Linked DNA regions of Homo sapiens: region 1 is linked to region 2. Evidence: chromatin contacts called from ENCODE Hi-C data. All regions are on one chromosome and are shown on one strand. The core of a region is the stretch at or near the end of the contact, and the rest is flanking DNA. Distances in the headings are between cores, read along the strand shown. Region 1 overlaps ZBTB7C (zinc finger and BTB domain containing 7C). Region 2 holds the start of ZBTB7C (zinc finger and BTB domain containing 7C).

Region 1 (6,069 bases), core at 1,686-4,185, 280 kb before region 2:
TGAGATGGAGTCTTGCTCTGTCACCTAGACTGGAGTGCAGTGGTCCCATCTCAGCTCACTGCAACTCCCACCTCCTGGGTTCAAGCGATTCTCCTGCCTCCGCCTCCCTAGTAGCTGGGATTACAGGTGCGTGCCACCACGCCTAGCTAATTTTTCTATGTTTAGTAGAGATGGGGTTTCACCATATTGGTCAGGCAGGTCTCGAACTCCTGACCTTAAGTGATCCGCCCGCCTCCGCGTCCCAAAGTGCTGGGATTACAGGCGTGAGCCATGGCACCTGGCCTGAAATCTTTTAAAGGACTTTATAGGTGATTGCAACATGTAATCAGGTTTAGGAACTGCTGGACTAAGCACCATTTGATGGTGAAGAGTCCATTCATAGCAGAGCATAGTCCAGGCTGCTCTTGGGTCATACAAGCCAAATTCCATTACGATAACTTCCAAGAAGCACTGGAATTCACTTCTGGTCCTCAGGTTTGGCTACACTGAACATGATGCCACAGAATGGCTAATGACCAGGACTTAGGATGTTCTAATGAAAGGATAGTTGTTTTTTTTTTTGTGTGTAATGTTTGGTAGTCTTCAAACTAGGTGAGTTCCCCCATGCCAGTTGGCTCAAATTTGTCTTTGTTAAGAGTGTTAGTTATCCTATTCAGTCCCATAGGCATAAAACTGGGATAAAATGATTTCACTGTGGAGCTGAAATATCAGCATGAAATAGAGTACTCAGCCATACAAAGTGACTGTCTTATAGGGACATAGAGGGAAAGCTCAGTATAGAGCTCTGGGACATGCAAAGGAAACACCAGGGTGTGCAGGATGCTCAAGAGGTCTGAATGGCTCTCACTATACCTATAGAAAGCAAGCATGGCTGAGCTGATCCCAGAATATTTCCTGGCTACTGCTCCCTTGAGCATATAAACCCTTAAAGATAGGACGGCTACAATAAAAAGGCCATATTATCAACAAGTGTTGGTGGGGATATGGAGAAACTGGAACCATCACATACCTGCTGGTGGGAATGTCTAATGGTACAGCCACTGTAAAAAAACATTCTGGTAGTTTCCCAAAGGGTAACTATCAAGTTACCATATGACCCAGCAATTCCACTCCTAGGTATATACCCCAAAGAAATGAAAACCTAGGTCCACACAAAAACTTGCAAATGATTGTTCAAAACAGCATTATTTACAGAAGCCAAATATGGAAACAACCTATATATCCATCACGGGTAAATGGATTTACCCATTATGGGTAAATATAATTATGAATGGGTAAATAAAATATGGTGTATCTATACAAGGAATATTGTTCAGCAATAAAGAGAAATGAAGTACTGATGCATGCTACAAAGCTAACGACTCAAAAGTGTTAGGTTAGTTGAAAGACACTAGTCACAAAAGACCACATATTATCTGATTCTATTTATACGAAAGGTCCAGAATAGGCAGATCTATAGAGACAAAAGGTAGATTATTGGTAACCTAGGACGGCTTGGGGTGAAATGGGCAGTGACTGCTAATGGGTACAGTATTTCCTTTGGAGTAATCAAGATACTATAAAACTGATTATGATAATGGTTACACAGCCCTGCAAATATGCTAAAAACCATTGAATTTACACTTTAAATGGGTGGATTATATGCTATGTGAATTATATCTCAATAAATTTTATTGACTGTTTTATTAAGAAAAACAGAAACAAAACAAACATTAGAAAAGTTTCTGTTGTTTAAGTTCTGCTTAATAGAGGCAGCCTCTGCTAGATTTCCCTAGGGCTTATGGATGGCAAGTGTCAACAGGAGCTGAGACCACTGTCATCTCTCCAGTGACCTCTTCCAGTGGCTCCAGAAAGACCAACGGACCAACCTGTTGTCTCCAGAAACAATTTAACAGAATTGTCAGCCAGACTCCACAGCCAAGAAAGCAATAGCCCTGCAGGTATGTGTACAACGCATATGTGTAGGCAGCACAGATTTTCCTGAAGGCCAAGTCCAGTTATATGATATCATTTGGGAGGGCCACATGTACATTTGCATCTGGTTTGCATCTAATTTGGAAAAGCCGACATAGATCATGTGCCGTATTATTAGGTAATTTTTCAAGTTTGGAGTCTCAGAGTTGCTCCACTCAATTTGTTCAGTGGATGGACTCAGTTATTGACTGATGAATTACAGCTTGCTCCGGGGTTCCTGGCCTAGGAGGGGCAGCCTGTGGTCATGCAAGCTTTCCTGTTCTGTGTTCCATGCACACACAAGCCAAGCTACCATTGTGGGGCAGCTCTTATCCCATGGGGGGAACCTCCTTCTCACTAGCTGGCCTCTGGCATGGAGGAGGGAGGTGCATGGGTGCGGATGAAGTGGAAGGAGGCCCACTCTAGCTGATCCCCTTCCAAGCAAGGCCTAGATGGAGGGGGCCTTCCAAATGGAACAAAAGGGAAAATGACAGAAGAGAGCAAGCATTTCTATTTATCTAAACACAGGATCAAGATGTACAGTGGGAAAGTGAAATTATGCTGCAATTTTGAAAGTCATCCACTGAAGATAAACTCTCCCTTCAAAGGAATTACTCATTTCACTCCATCATGATACCTCAGGGTCTATCAGTATTCAAATTTATTAAGCAATAACATGCAGAATGTATGATATAAAGGGCCTGTGTCATCACACATTCCCCACGCTATTTTTTTTTTTTTTTGCTAAGTCATGAGAAGTGCAGCAAGTTAAAAATCAAACAAAAATTAACAAGCACACACACACAAGATGGAAAATAAATCCTCCGTGGAAGTTACTATGAAGCAGGAGGCTTTAGAAAGGAAAAACACAATCTCTGACTAATATGAAGGAGACTCCAAATTGCTCTTGGCAACAATCTCTCAACCCGATTCCCCTCCCTCTATTCATCTCCACAGTTCCCAGCCAAAGGAAAATAAACTGAACAGCTCTCTCCCTGGCCCAACCTGTAGGGCTGCCTGGCTGAGCAAGGGCTGAGCAAACAAACATCCCCATGCAATTATACACCTGTGTAATTGCTGTAAACACTGGGATAGCCAGCTGGGTGCTCACGGCCCTTATCAAGCTGATAATCTCAATATTGGGGGAAAATGCCTTTATTCTGGCAGCACGACATCAAGGTAGTATGCAATATGATCTTGTGACCTCAAACCCAGGATTTTTTTTTTTTTTTTTTTTTAAGAAAAGGAAGTAGAAAAAAACTATTCTTCTAGCAGAAGTCGGTAACAATTCTGGGGAAAGAAAGTCCCAGAGCATCACTCAGATGGGTAATAGTTTCAAGGCAAGATTTATCAGTTCACCTTCCTCACAAAAGTGATAGTTAATTTTAGAGGTAGTTATCTTAAACCTATTACACCATTCAGGATGGAAGGAGAGTTAACAGGCCAAACGCCCCAGATTATTTATGGCTGCTCTGTCTCAAACATCCATCCAACACCATTCTATTAGGACAGATATGTCTGGTCAGCTAAAACGAAGGAGGACAGGATTCTCAGGAAATGGCATTGTAAGTGGAGATGTAAGTGGATGAAGGGTCTTTCAGTTGAGTCCTAAAACCGCCCCGGAAGGCCAAAGTGAGCTGCTCTGTGAACCATGTACGGTCTAGAGACTTGGGTTCTAGTCTTGGCTTTGCTACCAACAAGTCCTGTGAGTGTAGACAAGCTTCCCTCCCCAAAGGTAAGGGCAGGCGCTTGAAGCTAAACTCGAGTCCTATGAAAATGCCATCCTGGCCACTGAGGAAGTGGGCAGATGCATCAGCAGGGTGACACCCTGGGACAGTTCTCAGCCCGGCCAGCACTGATCCAGAGAGAGATGCCAGTACTCTCAGAGACTGTTTGGGCCTCTTCTTGTCATCTCCAGCTGGCATGTGCCAAAAGTGCAGACTCTTCGAAACCCACAACTGTAAACCCTAAATGAATAATCTGAACAGCAGGGGCTCAAACAGCTTCCTGGGCACTTGGGGCAGAGGCTGACTGTGCTGTGTGCATTCCACTGCATCCCCTTGAACCAGGGACAAGTCCTGGTGACTGCAGCATGGAGACTCCAGTCATTCTAACTTCCCCGCTCTTTCCTCTCCTTCCTTCTCCCTCTCCTCCTCTTCATCCAGGCCTCCTGCTGCTGCTTCTCAACAGCAATGCTTCCCAGGCTCCTTCCCAGGCTCCATCTCACTTCATCCAACCCTTTGAGGGTTGCACTATTACTATTACTATTACTATTCCCATTGACAGAGGCCAGAGATCTCGTCTGATTTCAGTTACTGATGTATGCCCAGCACTTAGCATGGTACCTGGACACATACAGTAAACAATACAATAGCGTTGAATAAATGACTGATTGTTTAAAAAGAAAATGACATTAAAAAAAGTTAATATTAAGTGTAACACATACTATTTTCTGTTGTACTATAATTATACCAAGGCGATTCCTGTCTCTGCAGTTAAAGTGTAAGATTCTAAAAGACGTGGGGTACAATGAGTGGCTTTCAATCCTGCCTCTGCTACTACCTGGACAATGTATTTAACCCATTTGGGCCTCAGTTTCCCCATCTGCAAAGTGGGGCTAATGATTCATATCTGATGTGGCCTAATATGAGTCTTTTTTGGGAGAGTGGGTTCTTTTTCTATGCAGCCCAGGTTGTGCCTTAAGGGGGGAGGACCGGCACTGGGGCTACTTTTCTTTCCTGGAGTTTCACCCAGCGGGGGTTCCTGAGCCTTTCTAAGCCCAGAGAGGATTTAACTGGGTGAAAGAAGGGGAACGGAGGGAGTGGAGCTGAAACTTGAACCTGGCAGAGCCTTTACCACCTCCAAGCCAGCGCGCCCCTCCCCCTTCCAAAAAATCTTCTATCTCATCTGGAGAAACTGCTCGATTGTTTCAATCACTTCCTTTCTATTTTCAAAATTCCGCATTTAGAAGAACTGGAAGTGGTCTGCCACTAGCCGACCAATAAGTCGCTGGAGTGGGGCTTCCTTCTGCGCGAAGCTGGGTACCAGCTATTAAAAGAAAGAAGGCAGCCGCCCGCTGCCCACCCGCCTGCCGGCACAGACACAGCCAGGACAACGGAAGCCAGGAACAGAAAGGAGCGACCCTGGAGCCCTCACCACAGAGCACGGCGTGGGGGACCCGACGCTGGATGCTCCGCGCGGGGTGGGCGGCGGGCAGGGGGGCGTGGGTGCTGGGTTAGGGGGAAGCTCTCTCCATCGTCCTTCCCAGGCCAGCCCCGCGGCCGCTGCGCCCGCCTGCAGGAACTCAGGCGCTCCAGTGGGTGACGCCGGCCCGGGCGCCCGCGGGAGTGGGGACGCACGGGGTCAGTCCTTTTGCGCCACCCACACCGGGCCGTCTCCGGAGCTGAGAGACTATAGCTCGACTCGCCTGCTCGGGTGGGAGTGCTCCCCATCCACTCACCCCCAGGTTGGAGTCCAGGGAAGAGCCCCCCACCCACCCAGCTCAGCGCGCGATTTGAGCCCAGGGACCTGACAGGGCTCCCGCCGCGCGCCTAGCTGGACTTCTGCCAATCGCTCCTTTAATTTCTGCCCGTATCGCCGGCCCTCGACTTTTGCCAAGTTGCCATGGCTTTTGTCCCCCCTCCCTCCCGTCCCCAAGTTTTGCATCTGACTCTCAGGAGGACCAAGCATTCTTGGGGGAGACAATTTAAACTACCAAGGTACACCCGCAACTCCCTCTCGGAGTGCCCTTACGTTCCTTCGGCTGGCCCCTCGCCCCAAAGGAGCCCGCTGGCGTGGGCCGGCGGCAATGGGGCAGTGGCGAGAGTTGCTCTCTGCAGAGTTCCAGATCCTCTCTCCTATTTCGGAAGAGGTGCGTGGCCCCACGCCCCGCAGGAGCTCCGGCGAGGCTGGGGGAGTTGAACGCTTTGCGGACGCCGCCACCCGCGCCAGCCAGAGCCGCCCCGCGGCCACCCGGCCACAGGGTCCCCGCAGCGCGTAGCGAGAATGCCCGCAGCGCTCTCCCGGCCGCCCGGAAGGGCTTCCTCCCCCACCCCCTCCCCACGGCCCGGCCGCTGGGCTCCCCAGAGCCCCGATCCTAGCCCAGAGGCGGGCCGA
Region 2 (6,492 bases), core at 826-3,325:
AGCTGCATTGTGTTACAAAAGGAGTTTGAGGAATTTGGGATAATGAGGGAGCAGGAAAAGTTGGGATAGTGTCAGACTGGACTTTGCAGTGACAGTCCTGGTTTTTTTAAGCCAAGGGCACGGGACGGGAAATATACCACATTCGCTGGCAAGCATGGATTTAGAAAGTACCAGATAAAGAGGCCATGATGGGCTTGGGGTGTGGGGGTGGCATTTCTGATCTCAAGCCCTACCAGGCCTTGCCCAGGGAAGTCTCTCCACCCTTGCCTGGAAGGCTGATGTCATTTCTAGTCTCACTGGGCCTCTAGCCACTGTAGCAGGTCACTTTCCTTCCTTGGGCCTGAGTTTGCTCATCTGTAAAATGAGTGCTCCTAATATCTCTAGGGTCTCTTTCAACTTCAAAATCCTATGACCTTCTATAAAGCAAAGGGCATGCTTTTTGCTCATGTACTTGTGGGGGCAGGGAGCGGGAGCCACCGGACCAAGGAGAATGAAGGACTGAGAGTTTCCACCTCTCACGCAGTTTTGTACCTAGTTTCAACACCCGGGTATCTGGCCCGCTCTGGGAATAATGATTTCTTTCAGCCCAGGACGACCTACCGAGGTGTTTCTACCTCGCTGCCCTGGATTCCTCAACCCCGCCAATGAAGAACAGGGCCAAGCCACCGGACTTCTCGGAGCCTCTCTCCCAGGTCTGGGCACAGTATATCTTCTTTTAAGGGGTCTTCCCTTCCCACTCCCACTCCTCTTTCTGTCCTAGAAGCACCAGAAACTCCGGCTCTAGCCTTGCGCATGGTCCAGCGAGACTTCCCATACAGGCAGCGCACGCCACCCACCCCCAGCTCCCCTCGGCCTTGCGCCCGCGCCGCGGAAGGTTGGGTACCAGCCTCCACAGCTTTGCAGATTGCAAAGATAACGGGAGCTGCCGCTTCGCTTTTCTTTGGCTCCTCCTGGCCTTCATCCTAGTAAAACCAGACAAGCAACCGGAAAAACAAAGCAGCACAGCGGCCAGAGACAATTCGCTTTCAACGGAGCAAGAGACGTACACACCTTGAGAGAAGACGCACGCAGTTCCCGTGCGTGTCGCTGGGAACAGACCTCGCACTACCCCGCGCGGCGACAGGCACCGGGCCAGGCTCGGCTTCACTTGTCCGAGGCTTGGAGGAACTGTGTGCGTGCGCCCATTTCCCCCAGCTTCCCGACTTGACAGCAGCAAGGATCTTTGAGTCCTGCATGAGCGACACCTCGGGCAAGGACTGTACTCTGCTCAGATCTCATCGAGAGGTGCTGGATCCCAGCCTTTCCAGCTCATTTTCCAATTTTCAAGAAAAGACAGCGCGAAGTGAGACTGCAAAAGTCCCAGGAAAACGTCACTCACCAAAACGCTCCCGCGCCTTCCAGGCAGAAGTGCGGTAAAACTTTTGGCAGAAACCACCTGTGGCTGCCGACGGGCCCGCCCCGCTCGGGCCCGCAGGCGCCGCCGAGCCCCGGGCCGCACGCGCCCGCAGAAGTTCCTTTCCAGCCCCGCGCGCCACTTCGCTCCGGGCCGCGGTGCCAGCCAGGAGGCGCGGCGCCCGCTCGCTGGCTCGCTCTCCGCTGGCTCTCCCCTCCCTCCTTCCCTCCCTCCCTCCTCCCGCCTCCTCCGTTGCATGGCTGCCGCACGGAGCCCCTGAATAGCCACCGCAGCCCCCCGCCTCCTGCCCACCGCGCGGAGGGCGCCCCTGCTCCAGCCGGCGCCCCAAGGCGCGCGGACCGCCGGCCTCCTAGCAACGGCCCCCGCAATCGCTTTCCGGCGCAGCCCAAGCAAAGCCACCCGCCCGCCGCCCCGCGACCTCCCGAACTGCCTCGGCTGCCGAGGTGCTGTGGAGATCGCGACCCCGGCAGCCGGCGCCCGAGCCCGGCGCGCGAAGCCGCTCACCTCCGCGCGCCGCCGGCCCTGCGCGCCTCCCGCACTTGGCTCCGGGACGCAGTCCTGGCGTCCTCCTTCGCCGCCGGTGTCCGCCGGTCCCTGCGCGCCCGAGCCTCGCCGGCCGCGCCGCTGTCAGAGTCTCGTGGCGGGGCTGCGCCGGCGGGTATGGAGCTGAGCGGCGGCAGCGGGCGAGCGGGCAGCTCCTCCCTCCCCGCGCCGCGCCTCCGCCCTCCCCGCGCCCCGCCTCCCGCGCCGCGGCTGTCAGCCCCGCGCCCCGCGCCCCGCGCCCGCGCCGCCGGCTCGGGGGGCGCACAGGGCTAAAGGGCCCGGATGTGTGCGGTCGCCTGTCGCTCGCGCCCGCCCCCTCCCCGCCGCGCGGCACATGCACTTGCTGCGCCGCAGCCCCCGCCCGGCTCCGCTAATTTCTATTTTGACAGTAACTGTGGCGAGTGGGCGGCGCGGCGGGGGGCGCCCGGGACTGGCGGAGGCTGCGGGCGGGAGTCAGGACCCGACGCGGAGGCGGAGTGGGGGGGCCGGGCACCGCCACCAACCGCTCGGGGCTCCGCGTCTTTTCTCTTTCTTTCCTTTTTTCTCTCTGCCTCCTCCAGGATTTAAAGGGACAGCCCCGGCAGAGGCGAGGGGGCCAGGCGGCCGCCGTTTCTCCGGTCTCCTGACGCCCTCTGCGGCCCGGCCGGACCCGCCCGCACCCCCAGCGCAGGCTTGGGACCGCCGGGTATTTTTAGGTCCACACCCGACCCGGGGCAGCGGTGCGGCAGAGATGGGCTCTGCCGACCCGGGGCAGCGGTGCGGCAGAGATGGGCTCTGCCGCCCCGGCGCACGGCTATTTTTACAGAGTCCGATGGGGGAGGAAATAAAACAACTCGGCAACTGCTTTTCTACCCGAAAGTCGGGAGCAAGGAGTGGGGGCGAGAAGTTAAGTTTCCCAAATGCTCTCGGCACTCCAGCGAGCGCACCAAGACGCCTAGCCAGCACCTGAAACCGCAAGCTTGCCGCACCCCGGGGCGCCGAATCTCAGCGGGCAATCGCGCTCGGCGGCGCTGCGGCCCGGAGTCCCCACCCCTCTGGAGCCTTGGGCCCCGCACTCCGCACCCCACACGCCGGGGAGCAGCCGCTGGCCGCCCGTCACTCCCCGGGTCGGCCTGGAAGGCGGCCTTCCGAAGCGTCCAATCACCGCGCAACAATGCCAACGGGCGGGCCCGGGGAGGGCTTGTCCCCGCCCCGTCCCGCCGGGCCCCGCCCCCTCGGAGTCTGTCGGGGCAGGAGAATCTCGCTGGGACGCCGAGTGCTCAGCGGTGCTGGAAGCCACGAAGGGCCAGTGCGAGGGGAGGAGGAAGGGTCCTGGCCCTGGAGAGGGCGTGAGCGTTCTCGGGCGAGGCGACACTTGGGCAGATGTTCCCTCCAGCTACGGGCCGGGGAAACTCGAGCTGGCTTTGCCTCCTACCTTTTTGCAGTCCACCCCTCTGCGCTCCAGACAGACATAGGAACCCTCGCCCTCCTTGGTAGTACATCGGAGGCAGCACCCTCGCACGTCAGCGGGTCCTCTCCGGGGCTCCTCCCTCAGAAGCGGGAAAGTTTGTCGTCCTCAAACTCCTACCCGGCTGCGCTTATCTGAGGCGCACCTGGCGCCCAGGAGAGGCGAGATGGCGAATCCCGGCCGCCTAGTGCCCATTCTGGCTACGGATTAATAAAAGGGCAGTGGGGCTGCTGCTGTGTCCTTTAATGCTGAAGACACTGGATGACATTTTTTACAGAATTCACAAAAATAAGTTTGTGAACCTTTGGTGCCTCTTCCTAATATCACTTATTGGGATTTTTTTTTAAACCATTTCATTCATTCGTGTAATAAACGCACATTGCAAGATAGTACGTTGGGAGTAGTGAAAACAAGGGAAAACGGGCTCTGGAATAGGATGTAAGAGTGGAAAACTAGATATGAATAGAGGGATCTGAAACGTAGGGTTTGGGTACAATTATGTCACGTTTAATTTGCCAAAGAGATCTGGTTTTTCCTACTAAGTAAATTTCACCAAATGAACAGTTTGGACAGCCATCTTATCCAAACTATTCAAATGCACATGTAAATCTAGGATAGTCTATCGTGGAACCTAAGGTATGTTCAGGCTCAGGATGTCAGATTTCCAAGTTGCTAAAGCTTCCAGAATGGCAAAATAATATATCTCGCTTTCAGCAGCTGTGGCAGCCACTGCCCTCTCATATTAGGTTTGTCTCTCTGTTAAATTAAGTTGCCTGTCTTGCTTCCCTTCATTAAAGGGTTTTCAGTTACTTGGAATGCTGCTGACCCAGCTGATATGGCCCCGCTTCTAAGCCATAAGTCTGGCTGCGCCTCATGCCAAGCATGCGGATGCATTTAGAGAGCACCTAGAGGATCCCAGCCCTGCAAATGCCCAGACACCTGCAGGAAATAGAAATGTAGTTCTGGGGGTGAGGGCAGCTACAGCCATAAAAAGGGCATTTAGGTTGAGAAAAGAGGGATGTGGGCAGTAAATTAGACTCTAATAGTAAAGAGTCTAGTAAATAGTAAATAGACTCTAATATAAATGTGGCTCTAAATCAGAAAGTTTCTCCTCTCTTCTCTGGCTCAAAGTAGATGTTCTATAGCTTTAGCTCATGGAATAGCGTAAGCATGGAGATCCAGTGAGTGCTGTAAGATTTATTTGCAACGTACTAGTTTGGATGTAAGTGCAATGGTAAACGTTGCTTTGCAATAATTAATAGAATTTACTGCCAAACTTTAACAGTTATCAGCCATGTATCCTAGAAAAAAAGCATGTCATTCAACTCTCTAAAGCCTCCATTTCCAAATCTGTAAAAAGGGAGATAATAGTAGGTCCCTTTCTACTCCATAGAGATGCTGGAATGGTCGGGTGAGAAAAGGCGAGGGCAAGTGTTGCCCCATGAACAACATTCATTAAGGGGTTACTGTGTATTAAGCACTGTAGAGCACATTGTAAATTGTCAATATTAGTTATGGTGATAAACTCTAAATAAATTATCTGAGAATTGGGATCAAATTTTTACCTATTTCCCGAGGATGTTGAAAGACTGATTCAAGAAAAAAGAGGGGAATTAACATTTACAGAGCTCTTTCTAGATTAGAACTTACGGTTTCCATTGCTATATGTTTCTCATGACAACTGTATGCAATATATTTTGTTGTAACCGTTTTATAGATGAAAAATCTGATATCAATAGTGGTGGTAATGGCCATGTTGCCACCGCTGGGTAGTGTCAGGGGCAGCATTTGGATCCAGGTTCGTGAGTTCAGAAGTTCACGAGCATCCTCCCCTGCGATGCTGCCTCTAGAGGAGAAAGAGGGAAGAGGCTTTGAATAAATCAGAGCAGAAGAGAAATTCAAGGAAATCATGGTGTGTATTACCTACCATAAGGCAGACTGGGTGAAGTGCCTTCCTGGAAAAGGTAGCACTGGACTCAGTCCCTAAGTTTGCATGATATTTTTTATTTTTTCTTAGTTCGTTTTTTAATTTTTATTTTGAAATAATTTCAGATTTACAGAAAAGTTACAAAGATAATATAAAGAATTGTCATATATCTTCACCCAGAATCTCCATGTGCCAACATTTGCCCATGTTTGCTTTACCCTGCTGTTTCTTTGTATATACATATTCTTTTTTTCTAAACTGTTTGAGCATAGGCTGAAGATATGATGTTCCTTTACTGATAAATTCTTCAGTGAATGTTTTTTAACAATGAGGACGTTCTTATATAATAATCAAAATCCAGATCTAACCATAGATACAACACTATTATCTAGTCTGAACTATATTTAGATTTCACCAACTGTCTCACCAATAGCAAAAATGAAAAAATAAGTAAATTCTAGGCAGGATTCAATTCAGGATTGCATATTGCGTTTAGTTATCATATCTCTTGGGAGAGTATTTTTTATTTTACTAATTTTTCTTTCTCATTTTAGTGGCCATACATTTATAGCCCATATGGGATGACAAAGACTTTCTCCTTGACCACACTTGAGGCAGGCTCCTTTGAGGCTTCATTTCCACTGGGCTCCCACCCTTGGGCCCTCTCTTCAGCCAGCCAAGTCCAGTTGTAGAAAGAATCCTTCTAAGTTAGTTTAGTGAAAACCCCCCTGACCCTTGATCTCCGAGCACCCTGGCCTGCCTTTAGCAAGAATCCTGTTAGGTTAGTCCAGCAAGAATGCACCTACCCTTAATGTCTCCTCTTAGTAATTTTCCATCTATCGACCCCCTTACTCTGTACCTTGGCTATAAATCCCCACTTCCCCTTGTTGAGCCCAGTCTCTCCCCGCCATTGCAACACTCCTATTGCAATAGTCTTGAATAAAGTCTACCACTTCCCTACCATTTTTACAAGTGTCAAAGTAATATTTTCTTTAAAAGGGCCAAAGAAAATATAGAAAAATCAAAACTCACTTGTAATCACTCACCAGCTATAACCAACATTAATCATTAAAAAAAAAAAAAAAGTACATGTGTAATCCAACCATACAACCACCATTCCCTTCCAGGGGCCAGCTTCCCCTAGAAAATACCAAGAATATG

Evidence for each region. Hi-C counts contacts between places; a loop is a spot of excess contacts on that map. Pooled maps may share reads with other maps.
Region 1: a pooled map shows a loop between it and region 2 (4-fold over the local background). The contact joins the enhancer-like site here to the promoter of ZBTB7C in region 2. A Hi-C loop is called at or near these places in 8 of 50 pooled maps.

Annotation. Positions count from the first base shown.
Region 1 is chr18:48,130,921-48,136,989 of GRCh38, forward strand. The region is part of intron 3 of ZBTB7C (zinc finger and BTB domain containing 7C); the gene reads right to left. Among named protein-coding and RNA genes, the nearest start is that of ZBTB7C-AS1, 29 kb to the right of the region's middle. Within about 2 kb of position 2,936, at least 8 of the 41 ENCODE cell types and tissues checked have a DNase peak (open chromatin) inside an H3K27ac peak, as active enhancers do.
Region 2 is chr18:48,407,308-48,413,799 of GRCh38, forward strand. ZBTB7C (zinc finger and BTB domain containing 7C) reads right to left here and starts at 2,076. Exons shown (of 5, transcript NM_001318841.2): 1 at 1,919-2,076. RefSeq lists enhancers at 357-976, 977-1,594 and a silencer at 2,865-3,244.